Regions from separate parts of the Homo sapiens genome. Here region 2 is linked to region 1. Evidence: read pairs that join two places in POLR2A ChIA-PET (ENCODE). Cell type or tissue: OCI-LY7. All regions are shown on one strand. Links, peaks and the distances in the headings refer to the core of each region. The heading gives the core; the rest is flanking DNA.

Evidence for each region. Peaks named below come from ENCODE experiments on the same cell type or tissue, not always from the same donor. Only the 100,000 strongest peaks of a DNase experiment are listed, where the experiment ranks them.
Region 2: POLR2A ChIA-PET joins it to region 1 with 5 read pairs; 2 of 35 experiments call an interaction of 5 or more read pairs at or near these places.

The regions. Positions count from the first base shown.
Region 1 is chr18:51,330,227-51,339,261 of GRCh38, forward strand. No RefSeq gene overlaps it. Among named protein-coding and RNA genes, the nearest start is that of LINC01630, 57 kb to the right of the region's middle. In OCI-LY7, for the core only: no CTCF peak of the experiment used is centred there; no DNase peak of the experiment used is centred there.
Region 2 is chr18:51,413,711-51,422,745 of GRCh38, forward strand. All of the region lies in intron 1 of LINC01630 (long intergenic non-protein coding RNA 1630), which reads left to right. It also overlaps the pseudogene SS18L2P2. Among named protein-coding and RNA genes, the nearest start is that of LINC01630, 26 kb to the left of the region's middle. RefSeq lists enhancers at 3,825-4,372, 7,705-8,479. In OCI-LY7, for the core only: no CTCF peak of the experiment used is centred there; a DNase peak (open chromatin) is centred at 4,621; H3K4me3 peaks cover 367 bases.

The DNA of each region.
Region 1 (9,035 bases), core at 537-8,536:
TTGAATTTCTGAGCTCCTCTTTCTAGGTATGTCGGACATCTCCCCTGGGGGGAAAATATGAATACTTTCAGGAAATTCTTTTCTCATAGTCATTAAGGGTGGAGTTGGCCTCTCTCCAGGGATCCTCTCCTAATATCCAGCTCTAGAAACAAAAGGGAAAGAAAAATGTGGTGAGCTCACTGTGGGAAGACACTTGTCACAGAATTAAAAGCGTTGCTGACATAACAGACGAGCTCATGGCTTGTCTTTAAAACCCAGAATATGCTAATATTTCTCTCTATCTCAGTGGAAAACTACTTAATCAAAATTTGTAGGTACAGGCCCTGCAGGCTGCTCTTCATTGTGGTTTGTGAGAAAAGAAGGTAGGGAACAAGAGATGGAAACCCTCTCTTAAGTTTATGAATGTTTTTGGTTTTATTTATTGTTCAAAATGCTCTTTTTTTTTGAGGGAGTGGCAAATTTGCATATAAGATTTGCTGTTGTTTTATAGAGAAGGGTGTCTCTGTATAGAAAATGGGGCTAGGTGCTCACACCCACACCATTTAGATGGGGCAGTGGGTTGACCTACTATACTCTAGCTCTGCAGTTTAAATATTGGTCCAGGAGAGGCGGATCTTTCTTGTACTGACCCTGCAAGTGGGTACAGAACTTACATGACCATTGTTTGTTTTGTCTTTGTTTTTCTTTCCTCTTAAAATGTTTTCTTTTAAAGGCAGCCCAAGGTTAACAATGGATAATTTGCCGCTGTTTGCCCAGAGCAGCTCTCTCTGAAGGCTGTTTTTCCGTGGTGTGCAGCGGAGGCTTGGTAATGACATAGCTTTATCTTTGAAAGCAAACGTCCTTTCTATCAATGGATGCCTAAAACCCTTTGCAGGGTTAATTAATGCAGCTACAAAGTGGAAATAAGAAATGAAAGTGGATGGGAAGGGAAGAGCAGCTCAGAGCTGCAAGCAAAGGAGAAAAATGACACCTCTTATATTCCAAAGACACGCTAGTCTTCCCAGCTGCAGTACAGACTCTGTTAGGTCCAATTTAAACACTTATTAAAAAGGCGAAAGGAGATACGTCCAGGTGCCAGTGTGTTCAGACCTCTCCTGGTGTTATATTACAACAGTGATGATGATGATAATATGGCAGCTAACAGCAGAGTGCAGTCCATGCGCCAGGCACTATGTTAATGTTCTACATTAGGGTTTCTTGACCTTGGCACTATTGGCATTTGGGACAGGATAATTCTTTCTGGGGGGGCTGTTGGCTGCTCTGTGCACTGTAGGATGTTCAGCAGCATCCCTGGTCTCTGCTCACTAGACGCGAGGAGCATTCCTGCTTCCCAATTTGTGGCAACTCAAAATATCTCCAGATATTGCCAAATGTCCCATGGTGGGCAGACCATGGGATTAACCCAGTTTACATGGATTGCCTCATTTAATCGTCCAATAGTGTGAGAGGTAATATTATTTCCATTTTACCATGGAGAAACTGGAGAGGTGAAGGGGTTAGATGGCTCACCCAAGGTCATAACATATACAATTTCAGGCACTGAGGGCACTGAACATAAAACTAAGTGGTCTATTATGACTAATTTGTGTGTTCTTCTTACAAATGAATAGCTATTCTTAGTAGTTATATGCCATCTTATTTACCAAAATCCTAATCATATATAATCCTTGTATTACCTTTACGATGATAATGAAAATCGTTATCATGCCTTCATACTCTGCTAACATTACTTGAGATGTGAGGTGTCTTTAAATGTTGCCCAATTCATTATAGTTTTTTCTAAAAGAAAATATTTCAAATATATCAAGATGTAAAGGATGATACAATAAATGCCTGGATACATACCACCACATTTGTTTAACTTATTAATTTGTCATATTTGCTTTAGAATTATTTTATTTTATTTTGTTTTATTTTTTGAGATGGAATTTTGCTCTTGTCACCCAGGCTAGAGTGCAATGGCACCATCTCAGCTCACTGCAACCTCCGTCTCCCGGGTTCAAGCAATTCTCCAGCCTCAGCCTCTGGAGTAGCTGGGATTACAGATGTCCACCACCACGCCCAGCTAATTTTTGTATTTTTAGTAGAGACGGGGTTTCCCCATGTTGGCCAGGCTGGTCTTGAAGTTCTGACCTCAGGTGATCCGCCCACCTCGGCCTCCCAAAGTGCTGGGATTATAGGCATCAGCCACCATGCCCGGCCTAGAATTATTTTTAATTAAAAAGAAAAGTATTACCATGTTTTCTAGTTCCCATTTCACTCTCTTCCTGTCCAGAGGTAACCACTGTTCTGAATTTGGTTTATCATGCTTATGAATATTTTCATGTCCTATGATTTATATATGTAATTATAGGACATGAAAATATCCATGAGCATGTTTGTGTCCCCAAACAATATAGTTTCCCATGTTTGTAAATGTTATTTGAATGTTGTTATAATGAAATGTTCATTCTACATTTTCTTTTGCTTAACATTTAAAACATAATCTTTTTATTTTGAAATTATTTTAGATTTACAGAAAGTTGGCAAAGAGTACAGAGAGTTCTTGTATACCCTTTAGCAGGCGTCTCTTACTATTCCCAACTTACATTACCAGGTACGTTTGTCAAAGCTAAGAAGCCAACATTGTTAGAGTATCTGAACTAAATTCCAGACTTTATTAAGATTCTACTAGTTTTGCCGGGCATGGTGGCTCATGCCTGTAATCCCAGCACATTGGGAGGCTGAGGCGGATGGGTCACTTGAGGTCAGGGGTTTGAGACCTGGCCAACATGGTGAAACCCCATCTCTACCAAAAATATAAAAAATTAGCCAGCTGTGGTGGCATGTGCATCTGAACTAAATTACAGATTTTATTAAGATTCTACTAGTTTTGCTGGGCATGGTGCCTCATGCCTGTATTCCCAGCACTTTGGGAGGCCAAGGTAGGCAGATCACCTGAGGTCAGAACTTCAAGACCAGCCTGGCCAACATGGCGAAATCCCATCTCTACTGAAAATACAAAAATTAGCCGGGTGTGGTGGTGGGCATCTGTAATCCCAGCTACTTGGGAGGCTGAGACAGGAGAATCACTTGAACCACGGAGGTGGAGGTTGCAGTGAGCTGAGATCGTTCTACTGCACTCCAGCCTGGGCAACAGAGTGAGACTCCATCTCAAAAAAAAAAAAAAAAAGATTCTACTAGTTTTTCCATTAATGTCCCTTTTCTGTTTTGGGATTCATCCAGAAATAAACCACATTGAATTTGGCTTCATTGTCCTTTGTTTTTCCTCAAAGAACAGCTTTATTGAGACACACCATACAATTCACCGATTTAATCAATGTTTTTAGTATATTTACAATTTTAAAACATTATCATCATCCTCAAAAGAGACCTTGTTTCTATTAGCGATGGTGTCCCATTGCCCCCTCTCCCTGGGGGCATTAACCATTAAGCTATTTTCTGCCTCTATAGATTTGTCTATTCTGGTCTTTTCATATGAAGAGAATAATACAATATATGGTCCTTTGCAGCTGGCTTCTTTCACTTAGTATAATGTTTTCATGGTTCATCTATGTTGTAGCATGGATCAGTACTTCATTATCGGATATTATATATATTTTTACCTTTGGATATTTCATTGTATGGATTTTCCACATTTTATCAATTCACCAGTTGACACGCCTAGATTTCTACCTTTTGGCTATTATGAATAATGCTGCTATGACCACTCTTGCAGGTTTTTGTATGAACACATTTTCATTTCTCTTGGGTATATAGATGGGAGTGGAGTTGCTGGGTCATATAGCAATGTTGTGTTTAACATTTTGAGGAATTGCCAGATTCTTTTCCAAAGTGGCTGCAACATTTTACATTACTACCAGCAGTGTATGAGGGCTCCAATTTCTCCACATCCTCACCAACATTTGTGATTATCTGCCTTTTTGATGATAGCCATTCTAGTGCATGTGAAGTGGTTCATTATATGATTTTGATTTACATTTTCTTGATGGCCTATGATGTTGAGAACCTTTTCATGTGTATATTGCCTTTTTCTATATCTTCTTTGGAGAAATGTCGATTAATGTCCTTTGCCCATATTTTAATTGGGTTATTTGCCTTTTTAGTATTAAGTGGTAACAATTTTTTACACATTCTGGATACAAAACTTTTAATAGGTTATATGACTTGCAAATATTTTCTCCCATTCTGTGGGTTGTCTTTTCACTTTCTTGATGGTGTCATTTGAAGCAAGAAAAGTCTTTAAGTTTTATAAAGTCCAATTTATCTACTTTTTCTTTCGTTGTTCAACTTTTTTTTGAGATGCATTCAGGTTGATTTAACTTTTTTTTTTTTTTTTTTGAGGCAGAGTTTCACTCTTTTTGCGCAGGCTGGAGTGCAATGGTGCGATCTTGGCTCACTGCAACCTCCACCTCCTGGGTTCAAGCGATTCTCCTGCCTCAGCCTCCCAAGCAGCTGGGATTACAGGCACCCACCATCACGCCCAGCTAATTTTTTATATTTTTGGTAGAGACGAGGTTCCACTATGTTGGCCAGGCTGGTCTCTAACTCCTGACCTCAGGCAATCCACCCGCCTCAGCCTCCCAAAGTGCTAGGATTACAGATGTGAGCCACTGCACCCAGCCTCCGATTTAACTTTTTATAGTTTAAGCTGCGTAGTGTTTGTGGTATAAATTTTAAAAATTATTTTTATATTGCATCTCCCATTGATGGACATTAGATGTTTCCAGTGTTTATGCGATTATAAACACTATTGTCCCATGATAGACATTAGATTGTTTCTATCACTTACACTATTATAAACACTATTGTACATATCTTCTTGAGAACACTTGAGAATGTTTCCCTAGGCTATACACTTAGAAGTGGAATTGCTTGAGTCTTAGATATGAGTGTCTTCAATTTAACAAGATTCTTCTAAATTGCCTTACAAAGTTGATGAACAACTTACATGCCCATTTCAGTATATGAGTGTTCCATCTTGCCAGCTTTTGGTGTAAACAGATTTTAATTTTTCGCAATGTCATTGGATGTGAGATGGTATATCACATGGCTACCTTCCTTTGCATTTACCTGATTACTGTGAGATTCATTCTTTTATATATTCCTAGGCCATTGTTTCTAACCTTGGTCCATTCTTCAAGTGTATTCTTTTCCTTAGGTACTACTATTAAGTATTATTAATAATAGCTTTTATGTTATTTTTGTTGTAACTGGATATTAATTATTTTTAGGTTGCTTGTGTTGCAACTATGTTTTGAATGAATGCATCAAATAGGTCTTTTTACCCCTACGATTTTTGAGTTGGGAATCTTTTTAAAATAATTCCTCCCTATTTCAAGGTAAGAAAAATGTGTTCCTACACTTTCTTCAAAGTTTCAAGTTTAACTTTATATCATTTAGGTACTTAATAACCTTGAAATTGCTTTTTGAGTACTGTGCAATTTGCAGAAACTACCTTTTTTCCTCTGAATAGGAAAACTAATGGTCCTTCCTGGAACGATTTATTGAAGAGTCAATCTTCTCTCCACTGATTTGTAATGATATTTCTTTTTTTTTTTTTTTGAGTTGGGGTCTCACTCTGTCACCCAAACTGGAGTGAAGTGGCACGATCTTCATTGGAATTGCTCACTGCAATCTCTGCCTCCCAGGCTCAAGTGATCCTCCCACCTTAGCCTCCTGAGTAGCTGGGACCACAGGCACATGTCACCATACCCAGCTAATATTTTTTATTTTTGGAAGAGACGGAGTTTTGCCATGTTGCCCAGGCTGGTCCTGAACTCCTGAGCTCAAGTGATCCTTCCACCTTGGCCTCCCAAAGTGCTGGGATAGAGTGAGCCACTGTGCCTGGCCATCTTTCTGTTTTGTTTAAAACATTTTTAATATATGTTTTTATATAAGCTTAATATATGGGTCTATATCTGGGCTCTCTATGATACTTCACTAATTGACTTGCCTATCTCTGGTCAATACAACAGTAAGTGCTATATATAATAAGTCTTTATATGTGGTAGAGTAAGAATCCTCTATGTTATTATTCTTCTTCAAAATTGTCTTAACTATTTTTGGCTTTTTGCTTGTCAATCTTAATTTCAGTATAATTTAAAATCATTTTAAGTCATAACTTAAATTCAGTTTAATTTAAACAAATCTTTTGGGATTTCAATTAGAATTGCATTTAATTTGTTTGGAAACTGGAACCTTCTCATACTGAATATTTCTATCCATGAAGATGGTATCTCTTTCCACTTATTCAGGTCTCATTTTAATACCCTTACTTTCTTACCTTTTACTTTCATATAATTTCTTCCATAATTTCTCTCTTTTATTTCTGTTTTCAGTTTGTATAACTGTGTTTTACTCTTTAACTCACTTCCACAACAAATGAGCAGCCATGATTTTCTCAGAGATTTGAGATCTGCAGCTAAGGAAACACACCAGGGACTAAGAATTATTGATCAAACCATAGACCAGGGGCAATGGAGCTCATCTTGTTGAGACAAATTCCCCTCCTGAAAGCCCTATACACATTCAGCTTTGTTTGCAAGCACCATAGGGTCAACAAGATTACATCTGATATGTCCTTTCATCTTTTATATTTCTCCTTTAGAACTTCACCTTCTTTAGAAATACTTTGATTTCTCTGAATGTTTTTATCTTTCCTTCTTCATTAAGATAATTTGCTAATTATGAAGTCAGAATAGCATTTCTGAGAACTTTCCAGTCTTTGTGAGCCATGTCTTCTTCAAAATCTTTTATCATGGAGCCAGGCATGGTGGCTCACGCCTGTAATCCCAGCGCTTTGGAAAGCTGAAGTGGGCAGATAGCTTGAGCTCAGGAGTTTGAGACAAGCCTGGGAAGCGTGGTGCAACCCTGTTTCTACCAAAAATACAAAAAAATTAGCTGGGCATGGTGGCGTGCACCTGTGGTCTCAGCTACTTGGGAGGCTGAGGTAGGAGGATTGCTTGGGCCCGGGAGGTGGGGGTTGCAGTGAGCCAAGATTGTGCCGCTGCACTCCAGCCTTGGCAAAAACCAGACCCCATTAAAAAAATCTTTTATCATGGAATTATAATCATCTTTTCTTAACTTTCTGAAATTGAAAATGCTAGGGCTTATATCTGATTATGCCCAAAGTTTCTTTTATGGTTCTAAAATGACAGGATACTTTTTCCTCAACAATACCACACTTTTATTTTGCCAATAGCTTTCTTTCCATGAGCAAGAATTAGGTGCAGAACAGCAGTTTCTTTAGCAGCTTCTTTTATTCTCTGGGGGACAGACTGCTAAATGAGTCATATGTTCTGTTTTTATTTGAATGAGATTTCCATTTCCAAATATCTAAAGTCTCCTGTGACTACTGTCTATTTTATTTATGGTCTACCTCAGGAATGTATCATCTATTTCCCCACATAATCAAGTAGGAAAGTTGGAAAATGTGGAGGAGGTGATTTGCAACTACACGAGAAGAAAATTCAAGGCAACTTTCACATCCACTAGCAAGATGTTGAACCAGTATTTCACATAGGAAAAGACAGAAAGGAAGAAATCAGAAAGAATTACACACACGCAAACACACACATCCATATCAACCGCTCCTTAGTCTTCTTCAAAAAGTGCTCAGCATTGTAACCTGAAGGTGTTTCTTGTCCTGCCATCAATAGAACTTGTGCAACGGCATGGTTTGCCCTACATCAGCAACATCCCACTCCTGTGCCTGGTCCTCATATAAATAATGACAAACATTTTGAGATAGCTAATTGTGGTCAGGAATGTAGTATAGGTATATGGAAAAAGTGATCCTCTGTGTGAAGCCAATGGGTCATTTCTTTTTTGAGGAGAGGTGTTGGGGGTGGGTGTTCCTTTCTTGCTGATTCTCTGATTGGTTGATTATGAGACATTTTTATCTAGTAACTTGGTCTTCTCAAATGTCAGTTCTTGTCTTAGATTTTTGTTTCATAGTTAATGAGTTGATGTTTGAATCTAGTTGGGCTACTTCTCAGTGGCAATCACCTCACCTATGAATTGAGGAAATATCTTTAGCAAAGTAAGAAACAAAGAAATCTCCTACTCTCCCTATAAGAAGAACATGTTTCTTTAGATTAGGCGTTCTCAGTCTTGGCATTATTGACATTTTGTACCAGATAATTCTTTCTTGTGAGGAGCTGTCCTGGTCATTATAGAATGTTTAGCAGCATCCTTGGTCTCTACCCAGTAGAACCAGTAGCACCTCCCTCCCTGCCCAGTTGTGACAATCAAGAGTATCTCTAGACATTGCCAAATGCCCTCTGGGGGACTAGATTGCCTCCTGTTGAGAACAACTGGTTTTAGTTCTTTGAACCTTTATAAAGAAATGAGTGTATATGAATAATTTTTATGGTATTCCCGTATTATAATTTATAGCAGTATATTAAAACTAATCTCCTGTGGCGCAAGAGCTAATTAATTTGTGTTAGTAAAGGGCTTTGAGATCCAAAACTGAAAGTAGTTACAAGGAACAAATATCATTACAATGATTTATTTGTATCCTGTTATTTAATGTTACGATATGGATGAGGTTTTGCAATTTATTATCATAAGGTGAAGGAGAACTCATTGCCTGCCAAAATGAAAATATACAGTAGATACAGTAATATATCTATTCCATATATTTTAACAGGGAGTTGCCTGCTTGCATTTATCAACTGTGTTAGGTGAGGGTGAATTATGAGACCTCACACGAAAAGGTGTATCTCTTTTTATGCACTCATAATTCAGAAATAGTGGCTGAATGAATTTGGAGAAGATCACTTTCTTAAAAAAAAAAAAAAAAAAGCACTATAGGACTCAGGTCAGCTTGAGGGATTTCAACTCCCAGAATTATTTCTGTGCCTAGGGGAGTATTAAAGTGAACTAATCAGAAAGTACATGCAAAGTCGAGAAGGCTGTAACTTTTGTCTTTATTGCTGTGGTCTAGTGTTGTAAGCCGAAGAATCTCAAGCTAACATTTTGAGGTATCATGCTACTTAAACAGGAAGGTCCTTTTTATTTTTAGTGGC
Region 2 (9,035 bases), core at 583-8,582, 84 kb after region 1:
TGCAAATTGCTTATTTAATGAGGATTTAGTTATTGGTCAAAAAAAGAAAAGAAAGAGAGTCAGAACATTTTTCTAATCACATTCGTAACTTGAACACATCAGAAGAAATCCTGGCAAACTTGCAACTTCATATTCTTCCCTGAATGAAGATTTAATTGCAGTCGTGAAATGTCACTTGTACACAAAAAGTCCCATATGCAATTACTACAATGGAACAAAAAGGCTGAATAAACAGTGAACAATCAATAGTATTCCACACAGACAAGTCAGTGCTGATCGAGAACATTGGCATGATGTTCTTCAAAACAAAGCATGACAAAGATTTCTGAGGCACAATATTTACTGAAAAAAGAAAATTTTCTAAGTTTGCTAGAAATAATTTCAAAATTTGAATGGCCAAACATGTAAGATGGATAAGAAATTGTAAAATAAATTATCACTCTCTAGGATGGAGAATTTGATTCGTAATGATTAATTTAACAGGTAATTAAGTGAGACAAAATGCCACACATAAAAATTTAAAAGGTATGTGTTACTCAGTTCAATCAGATTGTGGCAGGGACAAAATGTCAGACAACTAACATTTGTTGTACATATGTTTGAATCAGAAGACAAAAACAAGAAGGTCGAAATGAGTATTTCATTGATTCTACACCTGTTGTAAAGTGCACACCTTTTTTTTTTTACTTAATTGAAGAATCAAAAAATCTTCTTTAGATAACAGGCATTAATTTAAAAGACTGACGAGGGCAGTGTAAGGCAATGGTGTTGATGTGGCTGCAAAAACAACATGGGCAAACTAGACTTTGGGCTGAAATATCCAGAACGAATCTTTGTTCCAGGTACTGTACATACTTAGAATTCATTACTAGGAGATGTGGCCTCGACTGTGCCAATTATAATTACATTTTTGGGGAATAATTCAGAGATTATGTCTGATAATCTCTTCACCAGTATAAATTGGCATATTTTGAAGAAATTCATATAAAATTTGATCCTGCAATCACTCTCAGATAACATGGTTGGGAAATGTGAAAGCAATTAGATTTAATCAGATATGATGCAAGGTGCATTAGAAGAGTTAGACAGAACAGCAGAAGATTCTCAAGTAGAGTGATTGTAGTCTTTGCAGAAAAAAGGTAATATTAAATTTGTACCATAAACATTATTTAGTATGAACTGATGTTTGCAAAAGGTCACAAATCCAAAAGGATCTAAGTTAGCTATTCACTTTTAAAAGGATTAAAAATATCTTAAACATTTTCAGAAAATACTTTTTTAAAATAAAAATGTCATGACAAATATGCAATAAAATGATATTGCAATAAATAGTCATGCATTGCTTGATGATGGGGATAGGTTAGGAGAAATGCATTGCTTGGTGATTTCACTGTTGTGCAAACGTCATAGCGTGTACTTACACAAACTTAGATGGCATAGCCTGCTACGTGTCTAGCCTATAAGGTATAGCCTATTGCTCCTAGGCTACAAACCTGTACAGCATGTCACTGTATTGAATATTGTAGGCAATCGTAACATGATGGTAAGTATTTGTATATCAAAACAGAAAAGATACAGTAAAAATATATAAAAGATTTAAAAAAATGGTACCCATGTATGGGGTACCTATCAAGAAAGGAGCCTGAAGGACTAGAAGTTGCTCTAGGTGAGTCAGTGAATGAGAAGTGAGTGAATGTGAATACCTAGGACATTATTGGACACTACTGCAGACTTTATAAACCCTGTAGCCTTATGCTACATTAGACTTATAAAAATATTTTTCTTTTTTCAATAACAAGTTATCTTACTGTGACTTTTTTACTTTACAAACTTCTAAATTTTAACTTTTGACTCTTTTATAATAACATTTAGCTTAAAACACAAACACCTTTTGGAGGCCGAGGCAGGCAGATTGCTTGAGCCCCGGAGTTAGAGACCAGCCTGGGCAACGTGGCAAGACCCCTTCTCCACAAAAAATACAAAAATTAGTCAGGTCTGGTGGCTCATAGCTGTAGTCCCAGCTACTAAGGAGGCTGAGGTGGGAGGATCACTCCAGCCTGGGAGGTCGAGGCTGCAGTGAACCATGATTGTCCTGCTGCACTCCAGCCTGGGCAACAAAGTGAGAACCTGTCTCAAAAATAAAAAATAATAAATAAATAAATAAATAAATAAATAAATTAATGGAAGAAAAAAGTACCCACAAACACATTGTACAGCTGTAAAAATTACTTTCTTTCTTGATATTCTTATTCCAAAAGTTTTTTTTTCTATTTAGCAATTATTTTCTACTTTTTTTTTTTTTTGAGATGGAGTCTCACCTTGTCATCCAGGCTGGAGTGCAGTGGCATGATCTCGGCTCACTGCAACTTCTGCCTCCTTGGTTCAAGTGATTCTCCTGCCTCAGTCTCCTGAGTAGCTGAGATTACAGGCATAGGCCACCACGTCCAGTCAATTTTTGTATTATTAGTAGAGATGGGGTTTCACCATGTTGGCCAGGCTGGTCTCGAACTCCTGACCTCAAGTGATTCACCGGCCTTGGCCTCCCAAAGTTCTGGGATTATAGGCGTGAGCCACCACACCTGGCTCTTTTTTTTTTTTTTTAACTTTTAAACTTTAAAAATATCATTGTTTCTCACTTTCACATCTTGTCCCACTAGAAGGTGTTCAGGGGCAATAGCACGCATGGAGCTGTCATCTCCTATGATAACAATGTCTTCTTTTGGGATGACTCCTGAAGGATCTGTCTGAGGCTGTTTTATAGGTAATTAAAAAAAAATAGAAGTAGTACGCTCTAAATTAACAACAATAGTATAGTATAGTAAATACACAAACCAGTAATAGTTATTTATTAACATTATCAAGCTTTATGTGCTGTATATAAATGTATCTGCTCCACTTTTAAATGGCTGGCACTGCAGTAGGTGTATTTACACCACAAACATGTGAGTAATGTATTGTGCTATGACTTTACGATGGCTACAATGTCGCTAGGTGGTAGGAATTTTTTAGCTCCATTATAATTTTTTAGGGCCACGGTCCCTGGTTGACCAAAATGTCATTAGATAGTGCATGTTTATAAGGCCAGGTGTGGTGGCTCACGCCTATAATCCCAGCACATTGGGATGCTGAGGTGGGCCGATCATGAGGTCAAGAGACCATCCTGGCCAACATGGGGAAACCCTGTCTCTACTAAAAATACAAAAATTAGCTGGGCATGGTGGTGCATGCCTGTAGTCCCATCTACTCAGGAGGCTGAGGCAGGAGAATCGCTTGAACCCGTGAGACAGAGGTTGCAATAGCCAAGATTGTGCCACTGCACTCCAGCCTGGTGACAGAGCGAGTCTCCGTCTCAAAAAAAAAGTATGAAAATGAAATGGCAATTATAATCATCATATCAGTGGAAATATTCTCAAAGCCATTTGAATAATTCAAGGATGACAAGAATTTATTGTATATTTTAAATGTTTATTTATGTAGCTATCTTTTAATATTTGAGCTCAGAATCTCCAAGGATTTCAGGAAGCTAAAGCAAAAAAAAATCCTCCTGAAATAGACAGAGTGAATGAAATGTTTGCAAATGCATATATCCATTGTGTAGATATTCATGATTCCTCAAGCACAAAGGCATATAGGTAAATGATACTCATGACTCGGACAATGCTTACTGAATGCCTGCTGCATGTCAGATATTGTGTTAGTGCCAGGGAGATGATGGATAAACAAAATAGACATAGTCTCTGCTCTCTATATAACTTACATGCTAGTAGGGAATATAGATGTGTAGACAGCAATTTTTAGATGATGTGCGGGATAATAGGATGAGGTGAATCCAGGGAGCTCACAAACAGAGGAGGGGCACTTCATTCAGTATTGAGTAGCGAGAAATAGTAGATTATAACACGAAGAACTAATAAAGGGATGAAAGAGCATTGACGACTAATAACAGAGGCATGTTCTCTTTGCTCTAGATTCTTGCATATGTGATGGCTTCTGCCTGGAGTCCTGTGACAGTCACACTAGGTGGTGCCTGGACTAGGCATGTTTTGAGGTGGCTGCTTTTCTCATATGCTTTTCTCTGGGATCTGACCATTCCTTTCATCTCTTGGCCAGGCATGTGTTGTGTCATCTCCATCCTTTCTTCCTTTTTCCCTCACTTCCTGTCTCCCTTTGTTCTTTCCTTCTTCTCTCCACCCCACCCATTACACCTGATTGCAACTAGGGTTACTCATATCATTGGCTGGTCATTAACCAACCAGTGTCTGTCTCCCCATATCTCTAGAGATTTTGAAGTTATAATACAGTAGTTATTAAGAAATTATTTTTAGGCGCTAGAAAGGGTGAAAGTTCTCCCTGGAATTTTCCTTTAAAAAGAAGGAACCCCCAAACTATTTCTTCTCTAACAGAAAGCAGCCTGAGAAGTCAGGCATAGACATGCAAACTAGAAGCTTTTATATGTAAATGGAAGCAGCTGTACCTGGAAGTCAGGTACATTCAATATGGCGTTTCCCGCCCTCTTTTCCTTGTCATCACATGTGCCAGGTGTCATGGCAGCCTCCAGATAAAATCACGTGTACAGATATCAAGGCCTCTGCCAGGTGGAGGCCGCATTTGCATAATAAAAGACTAGGGTGGGAGGGCCAGCCTTTTTGTGGGCTATGTAAATGGCACACCTGGTCAAAGCAATCCCCTGGGCCCTATGTAAATCAAACATCGCCTCCTCAAGCCTCTGTACAAACCAATTGCGTTCCACCACAAAAGATAAACCCTCTTTTCGGCGACCTGCTTTCTCAACATAAGGAAGCTTTTTCTCTCTCTTTTCTTTTGCTATTACACTTTCTGCTCCTGAACCCACTGCTCATGTATGTCCGTGTCCTGAATTCTTTCTTGACCGAGACCAAGAGCCAGGGTATATACCGCAGACAACGGAGCCGTTTCAGTAAGAGGCACAACAACTGCATTGAAACACAGTCTGTTGAGTAAATAAATAATTACCCTTCAACTTGATCCATGGGAACTCAAAGTACATTTTTGGAGCTTTCAGAACAAACAACGCTCATATCTTTATTATATCATCATAAAAATTTTCTTTATAAAGTATATGAAAATGATGCTAACTATAACCATATTATTCTGTTTCATAACCAGCAACAATGCATTAGTTCCCTCAACCAAATCATAAACTGTTAATATAGGAATGGATGCATTTAAAAACAGACATTTGTGTTCCAATTCACCAAAGGTTTGTTAGGTAATCTAAAATGAACTTAATTTTAGCTAAATTTTGGACTATTACATATGCTTTTTAAATAAGGCTTGAAGGGAAGAAGGATTGACTTTTAATTGTGATATCAGTAGTGAAACTGTTGTAGATTTCTGTTTCAGAGTTAAAAAATATTTGTTGAGTGGTGATGTAGCAGAATGTAACAGATATTGCCGAAATCTGCTCCCTAACAAACTGTTCCAAAACTCGGTGGCTTAAAATGATAATTCTCATGAATCTGATGTTAAGGGTAGTTTGATCTGAGCTGGGCTAGACTAGAGAGACTTGGCTCTGCTGCATGTCCCTGATCCTGCCTGAGGACAAGCAGGCTAGCCCAGGTATGCTCTTCTCATGGTGATGAGAGGCAAAGAGAGCAGGTGCACCCATACAGGATCTCTCAAGCCAAGGTTCAAAACTGGCAACCTGTCACTCCTGTCTCATTCTATGGTCCAAAAGTGTCTTATGGCCATACCCAAAGGGAAGGGGAAGTGATGTATGCCATTGCATAGTGAGAGGGTCCTGCAAGGTTTTATTGGAAGATCATGTAGACAAGGAGGGTGATGAAGAAGGGACAGCAATATAATCCACACACAAAAACTGCCTAGTTATTCAACGAACTCGCTTCTCTTCTTCCTGGAGCCCACAGTTACCCTATCTTTCCTTGCCTCTCAGGCAGTAATGTCTGGCTATGTAACTGAGCAGAAAGGACTTGGGCCACAAAGATTTCTAATGGGAACTCTGTGCTATTTCCCGTTTCTTTGGCTTGATGCAGACAAACTAAGAAAACTTGAAAGCCACGTATTGAATATATTCAGAAACACAAGATGAAGGAGGCTGTGTCCAATCAGCAACTTCTGTTTTTTTTTTTTTTTTTTTTTGAGACAGAGTCTTACTCTGTCGCCCAGGCTGGAGTGCAGTGGCACTGAACTCGGCTCACTGCAAGCTCCGCCTCCCAGGTTCATGCCATTCTCCTGCCTCAGCCTCCTGAGTAGCTGGGACTACAGGCGCCCACCACCACGCCCGGCTAATTTTTTTGTATTTTTAGTAGAGACGAGCTTTCACCAGATTAGCCAGGATGGTCTCGATCTCCTGACCTCATGATCCGCCCGCCTCGGCCTCCCAAAGTGCTGGGATTACAGGCTTGAGCCACCGCGCCCGGCCTGCAGCAACTTCCCTTTGGACTTTGAGAAGGAAATAAGCTTTTATTATGCTGGCACCATTACTTATTTTGGGGTTTGCTTATTACAGCAACTAGACTGGCTTACCCTAAATGATACATGTGATGTGTCTGGAGAAAGGCTCTAAAGATGCCTCCAGATTTCCTTGAGAGCACTTTAGACACACTGCCCTAATGCTTATTAGGTTCAGCTTTCATTCCTTATGGGTAGCTTCTCCATATTTGCCAAAATCAGGGAGGAGAAACCTTGATTGTCCTGAGGTTGGGGAGATATTCTTCCTGGTAACCAGGGCATGATATAACACTGTAGTGCAACATCAACACTTCAGTGACCAAAATAAGTTCCTGCAAAAGGTCAGGGATGGAATTGGCTTTCAGCTTCAATTAGGCCTTTTATTGCTTCATTACATTCTTGATTCCATCAGATTCCTTTATTGGGAAGAAAGGAGGAGGAGAAGTATTAGGAGAAGGAGGATTGTGTGGAAAAGTAAGCTTTATTTCAAGGCATTGACAAACTGGTAGGAAGGAGCACAGAGTTACCTGTCTATGTAGCAAGGGCTCAGTCAGGAGTCCCACCAATTCCTGCCTGAGGCCTACTCAATTTCCTCTTTGGGTTGAAACTAAAAAGTAGGCTTGCAGATGCCAGTGATGTCTTTGTTATCCAAACATGCTCCACATCCAGGAAAGAGAACACCTGGGGTCACCTTATTGAGGGATTTGCTTAATCATTAAAATAAATATTTACATTGAGAATACAGTTAAGTTAGCTTTCTTTGCACACTCACAGTTTTTAAAAGAGCCATAGGGCTTTCGTTCATGTTTTAAGCAATTAAGTTGGTAAAAATCCTGTCTCCATTTTCTAAGAGATGGATTACATTCAATTACTCCTCACAACAGCCAACTGGAAGATTGTCTCATTGCTTTTGAAGTACTGGTTGGGCTGGTGTCTGTGACGGTAGCAAAATAAATGAGATTTCTTTGTAACCCATGCTGATGCTGGATGCACTTGTTAGCCTGGCCCTTGTTCTGATACTCCACAATACAGCAGTTCAGCTGGTCATGCTCCTTAAGGAGCCACTGGGTAGTCGATTGATGTATTTGTCTGTTGTCACACTGCTATAAAGAACTACCTGAGACTGGATAATTTATGAAGAAAAGAGGTTTAATTGACTGACAGTTCCACAGGCTTAATAGGAAGCATGACTGGGAGGCCTCAGGAAACTTACAATCATGGCAGAAGTCGAAGGGGAAGCAAGCACCTTCTTTACAGGGTGGCAGGAGAGAGAGAGAGAGTGCAAGGGAGGAGGTGCTACACACTTCTAAACCATCAGATCTCATGAGAACTCACTATCATGAGAACAGCGAGGGGGAAATCTGCCCCCATGATCCGATCACCTCCTACCAAGTCCCTCCCCTAACACTGGGAATTACAACTTGAGATGAGATTTGCATGGGGACACAGAGCTGAATCGTATCAATTGACTTCTGCCTTGCCCCTCAGCCAGTCTGATACGAAGGCCACCTGCATTCTGAGGAGCCTCAGAAACCTTGGGCCACCATGTATCTCAGTTAGAGCCAATCAGCCACTTGGGCATGCATATTTCATCTGGCAACATGCGCTGGGGCCTGCCAGGCTGTGTCCTTTGCCAAGGCCCAACTCACACCAAAAGTCCTTTCCTTTTACAGGAAATGCCAGGGATGCTCTTGTTTGGAATTAGAATGTCTATTTTATTTTAGAGTTTAGTTTTAAATGTGCAATCCATTCCAAGTTTTAAAGCATTATCCATTTGGGCATATCGTCTTCAACAGTCATAAAAAGGCTTTCTATTTTTTTTATTTGAAACAATTTTGCCTCCTAAAGAAGCATCCCATATTTATAAGAGATAATACCTCCTACCACATCCATCAAATAAGATTTCCCCCTAGTGCCTAATGTTAGAATGCTACGCCTCTAAGCTTTTCTTCAGATTCTTTTTTCTATTTAGTAACAAGTAGAATGTGCTCATTACATCAACAAACCTAGGGATAAACATTTGGAAATCACCTCATTTTATGAGTTAGAGAAAACATATAATCGTCTAGTTTACTAGACATTCACCAATGCTTCCTTGGTGGCATGACATATAGAAAAAAAGGAGATTAGTATTGAAGATGAAAATAGCTTTATCGTGGGCAGAGTGGCAATTAGAATTTTTGTCTCCAGACCATATGGGTTCTTATTATAATTCCGTTTCTGGCCCTTTCCCTCCTGGAGTCCTCTAATCCTGGTGGGTTGTTCCTCACAGCTAACAGTAATGGTTAACATTTAGTGAGCACTCACCGGGTCTCAGGCATTTGACATCCACTTGCTTATTTAACTCTAAGAAAAAAATCCTATGAGTTGGATGTTGTGATCCCCATTTTACAGATGGGGAAACTGAGGCACACCCAGTAAGCGATGGGGCCATCGCTGAAACTCATACAGTCTGATTCCAGAGGTTGAGCTCTTCTCCACTGTGCTATATGCTAAGAACTAAGTCATAATTTCAAGGTTGGTTAGTCTTTTGTTCCAAAAGGAAGATCAATTCTGTTAGGAATCTCCAGTAACTTTGTCTTGGC